Linked DNA regions of Homo sapiens: region 1 is linked to region 2. Evidence: read pairs that join two places in POLR2A ChIA-PET (ENCODE). Cell type or tissue: GM12878. All regions are shown on one strand.

Region 1 (2,500 bases), 170 kb before region 2:
AACCCCTGCTCTAGAAGCTGTCCCGGTGACATGGAAGGACCCGGGTAAAAGATTCATAACCCTGTAGTGTTATCCACACAACTGGTGGGTTCGGCCACTTGGTGGGTATCAGTTCAATGACCGCCACCAGAGAGGATGTAGCAAGGGGATTTTATGACTTGTAACAAGTCCCAAAGCAGTGTCCCCCTGAGCCGGGGACTGGGTCACGTTTTATAAGCATAGGGTAGTGATCCGACTGGATCCTGCCATGCAGTGCCTGCTTCTTCTTTTTTTTTTTTTTTTGAGATGGAGTCTCACTGTGTCACCCAGGTTGGAGTGCAGTGGCGCAATCTCAGCTCACTGCAACCTCCACCCACCAAGCTCAAGCAATTCTTTTTTTTTTTTTTTTTTTTGAGATGGAGTCTGGCTCCGTTGCCCAGTCTGGAGTGCAGTGGCGCAATCGCGGCTCACTGCAAGCTTCGCCTCCTGGGTTCACATCATTCTCCTGCCTCAGCCTCCTGAGTAGCTGGGACTACAGGTGCCCGCCACCACGCCCGGCTAACTTTTTATACTTTTAGTAGAGATGGGGTTTCACTGTGTTAGTCAGAATGGTCTCGATCTCCTGACTTCATGATTCCCCCGCCTCGGCCTTCCAGAGTGCTGGGATTACAGGCGTGAGCCACCAAGCCCAGCCTCAAGCGATTCTTGTGCTTCAGCTAGCTGGGATTACAGACAAGCACCACCACACCTGGCTACTTTTTGTATTTTTAGTAGAGACAGGGTTTTGCCATGTGAGCCAAGCTGGTCTCGAACTCCTGGCCTCCTGTGATCCACCCACCTCAGCCTCCCGAAGTGCTGGGATTACAGGCATGAGCCACCACGCCTGGCCCAGTGTCTGATTCTTCATTCAGCCCCCACTTGGGTTCCCCTGTGGTTGCAGGCTTGGTTCATCTGCGCATGCTCAGGTTTTGTGACCCGAGGGTCTGAGGCAACTGGGAAACAACTCACATCTTTGTTACATAAAAGCTCATTCTCAGTAAACTATCGCAAGAACAAAAAACCAAACACCGTATATTCTCACTCATAGGTGGGAATTGAACAATGAGATCACATGGACACAGGAAGGGGAATATCACACTCTGGGGACTGTGGTGGGGTGGGGGGAGGGGGGAGGGATAGCATTGGGAGATATACCTAATGCTAGATGACGAGTTAGTGGGTGCAGCGCACCAGCATGGCACATGTATACATATGTAACTAACCTGCACATTGTGCACATGTACCCTAAAACTTAAAGTATAAAAAAAAAAAAAAAAAAAAAAGCTGAACCAGATTGGTCTGATGCAGTTACAGTGGCTCCGCAGAGAGCATTCAAAAGAATTGATGAACTTGAATGGGAATAAATGACACCTTAATTTTCATGAACCTCCAACTGAAATTGAGTGTTTTCTTCCGTTATGAATGTAAATGTCAAACCACAGCAGTGTCAACAGTACCTGTGACTTTGTCACCCTAGAAATCAGATCTTCTCATATCATTTTATGGTTGTTGTGGGTATCTTGAAATATGATTTAAGCTCATCTGCACTTAAAAAGTAAGATGATTATTAGATTCCTCCTAGATTTTGTTATTTAATGCATTAATGAAGATGCACATATATCACCATATCACAAATTTTACAATATTTTTGGCTACTGGCATTCAACATAATTGTTTCAATAGAAATCCTATGTATCTTAGATTTTTTTCTTTTCTTTTTTTTTTGAGACGGAGTCTCGCTCTGTCGCCCAGGCTGGAGTGCAGTGGCATGATTTTGGCTCACTGCAACCTCTGCCTCCTGGGTTCATGCCATTCTCCTGCTTCAGCTTCCCAAGTAGCTGAGACTACAGTTGCCCGCCACCACACCTGGCTAATTTTTTGTATTTTTAGTAGAGATGGGGTTTCACCGTGTTAGCCAGGATGGTCTCAATCTCCTGACCTCGTGATCCACCCACCTCGGCCTCTCAAAGTGCTGGGATTACAGGCGTGAGCCACTGCACCCGGCTATGTTAGATGTATTTTAAGACAGCATTCTGAGAAGGGGGTCTGTAGGCTGGCCAGATGGCCAAAAGGGCCCCTGATCAAAGCAAAGATCTTCGGAAGGTAAAGAACATTCAGAGGAGGCTCCTTGTCCCCAGAGAAGGCAGAGTGGTATGTAGTGGACACAGTAACTCCCTCTCTCTTCCTGTGTGGCCTGCAGGCAAAGGTCACACCGCTCACGGTCAGGGCTGTCTCACTTCCGTTTGGGGTGAGAGCACCCCCTCACTTACTCGTTTCTCATTTTTTGGCAGAAGTGCCCCTTGGCCTCCCATGGCAGCCCTGGGGGAGGGCAATAGGGCTTTTTTCCAGCCTTGTTAACCCAAGGGGGAGGGGGCAACCCAAACAGTGAGGGAATGAGAAGAGCTTGGACTGGAGGAGAGCAGTTGTTCCTTGAGCCTCGACAGGTAGATGCTGACCGCCAGCTCCTTGCTGCCCCTCACAA
Region 2 (2,500 bases):
CCTCAGTTTGCCCAGCTGTAGAATGAGAAATGGCCTATGTATCTGTTTCCTATGGCTGCTGTGATGTATTACTACAATCACAGTGGCTGAAAACAATCGAATATATTCTCTGACAGTTCTGGTGGACGGAAGTTTGCAGTGGGTCTCACTGGGCCAAAATTCAGGTGTCGGCAGGGCTGCGTTCCTTCTGGAAGCTTGAGGGGAGAATCTGTTTCCTTAACTTTTCCAGTTTCGAGAGGCCACCTGCATCCTTGAGGCATGCCCCTTTCTGTTCTCAAAGCCAGCAGTGTAGCCTCTTCAGGTCCCTCTCTGACCTGACCTTCTGCCTCCTTTCAACATTTAAAGATCCTGTGATCACGTTAGTCATGCTTAGATAATCCAGGATAATCTCCCAACTTCAAGGTCAGCTGATGAGCAATTTTGATCCCATCTGCAACCTTAATTCCCCTTTGCCTTGCACCCTCAGATATTCACAGGATCTGGGGATTAGGATGTGAGCATCTTTGTTGGGGGTGGGGGACATTATTTTGCCTACAATGGCCTAGAAATCTGTAGATAGGATCTATGAGGTCCCATCCAACTCTTCCATTCTCAGCCTCTGAATGAAGCTGTAAGAGGGAAAAGGGCTGCTACTGGCCTGGAGTGGTGGCTCACGCCTGTAATCCCAGAACTTTGGGAGGCCGAGGGGGGCAGATCACTTGAGGTCAGATGCTCGAGACCAGCCTGGCCAACATGGTGAAACTCCACCTCTACTAAAAATACAACAATTAGCCAGGTGTGATGGCATGCACCTGTAATCCCAGCTACTCGGGAGGCTGAGGCAGGAGAATCACTTGAACCTGCAAGGCAGAGGTTGCAGTGAGCCGAGATTGCGCCACTGCACTCCAGCCTGGGTGACAGAGCGAGACGCCATCAAAAAAGAAAGAAAGAAAGGAAGAAGAAAGAAAGAAAGAAAGAGAGAGAAAGAAGAAAGAAAGGAAAGAAAGAAGAAAGAGAAAGAAAGAAAGAGAAAGAAGAAAGAAAGAAAGCAAAGAAAAAGAAAGAAAGAAAGAGAGAAAGCTGCCATTTACTGAGCAACCACTGTGGTCATGGGGTGCTGGGGACTCGCTGAGCCACATATTTCCTGTGACAACCCTGTGGTGTGGCTGTTCAGACAGAACCACCAAGGACCAAGGGGTTTCTCCCATGTCAGGGTCCCAGTGCCCAAACCGAGCTCGTGAAAGAGCACTGGGGCTCTCGCAGGAGCAGGGTCTGAGGTTTGGGAGCTCTCAGGGGGCTTTGATGGGATCAGTCGTGTTCTGGACCTCTCTGGAGCAATGCCTGGATCAAGGTAGCTTGGCTCTGCTGGTTGAGAGGCCCTGGGACACTGCACTGGGAAAGGCCCTGTGCCCTCACTTGTGGGTAGGTGCTTGGGATGGACAGTGCCCTGTCCTGGAAGGACGTTGAGCTTCGGAGAGAGACAGCCCTACTTTGAAATCTTGGCTCTGTCCTTGCCACAGCTTGACGAGAGTACTGGGACGTGTCCTTGACAGGGCATCTGGGGCCCCTGGGAGGAAGCAGCTGAGTCATGTGGGGAGCACCAGGGCTAAGTCCGCCTGGCTTCCTGGACTGCAGCCCCTCCTCCTGATACAGACAAGGTGTGTCCCCAGAAGCAAGGGAAGGTGGCCTTTGATGGTCTGGAGGCTCTGGGACAGGCGGTGTCCTCCTGGCCCTGGCTGCTTCTGAAGGTTCAGAAGTGAAACTAACTAAGTCATAGAAACTCTCTCCTCCTTAGCCGGGAAGACGCCCAGCTCCCCATCCCCGTCTCCGCAGAGCCTCTCACCACACAAAGCATCTCACCAGTGATTCTGTTGTGCCGAGGTCCCTGGGCCCAGAGTCCCTAATAAGCCAGGTGTTCTTGGTAAATCCCGGCACCATACATGATTGTCAGGATTTAATGAGATCATGTGGATGGCGTGCTTTAACATCTCTAAAATCTTGTCCCAAGTCCTCCTAGCTCTTGTGAGCTGGTGGTATAATTTCATGATTACCGACAAAAAACAAGCAAAACTCTCCTAATTCCTTATGGTGTCCGTTTCAGAAATGTATGCAGCTTCCAGAGAAGTCCTGAGTTTGCCTACTCCCATCAGGACCTATCTGCGAGGGAGTCACCTGTTTGAGCCTTAGTTACCACCCAGCCTTTTGGTCAGGGGGCTGCAGTGGTCTGTTCTGACAGGATCAAGTGCCTTAAAAGTGCTGTGTTAATACTGGAGCCTTCTCTGCCAGTCATGGAAGGGGCATGGGAAGCATGAGGGTGACTGTGATTCTTTGGCTTGACCCCTGCTGGCTCTGTTCCAGGCCTTAGCCTCCAGTCAGCCTCCAAGGCCAAATAGGCCTTGGGGGTGAGCCCGGGAGCCCTGAGGTCGTCAGCCTGGAGCCTCGAGTGTTTCCTAATACACACTTTCCCAGCCCCTCCCCCTGGGGACTCTGAATCTCCAGGAATCTCCGCATTCAGCCACTG

Evidence for each region. ChIA-PET counts read pairs that join two places held together with the same protein. Peaks named below come from ENCODE experiments on the same cell type or tissue, not always from the same donor. Only the 100,000 strongest peaks of a DNase experiment are listed, where the experiment ranks them.
Region 1: POLR2A ChIA-PET joins it to region 2 with 9 read pairs; 3 of 35 experiments call an interaction of 5 or more read pairs at or near these places.

Annotation. Positions count from the first base shown.
Region 1 is chr10:69,054,021-69,056,520 of GRCh38, forward strand. No RefSeq gene overlaps it. Among named protein-coding and RNA genes, the nearest start is that of SRGN, 33 kb to the right of the region's middle. RefSeq lists a silencer at 842-891. In GM12878, no CTCF peak of the experiment used is centred here; no DNase peak of the experiment used is centred here; H3K27ac peaks cover 2,224 bases.
Region 2 is chr10:69,227,950-69,230,449 of GRCh38, forward strand. All of the region lies in intron 2 of HKDC1 (hexokinase domain containing 1), which reads left to right. All of the region lies in intron 1 of LOC101928994 (a long non-coding RNA gene), which reads right to left. Among named protein-coding and RNA genes, the nearest start is that of HKDC1, 8.9 kb to the left of the region's middle. RefSeq lists enhancers at 1,270-1,439, 1,739-1,798, 1,839-1,888. In GM12878, no CTCF peak of the experiment used is centred here; DNase peaks (open chromatin) are centred at 1,232 and 1,522; H3K4me3 peaks cover 544 bases; H3K27ac peaks cover 1,220 bases.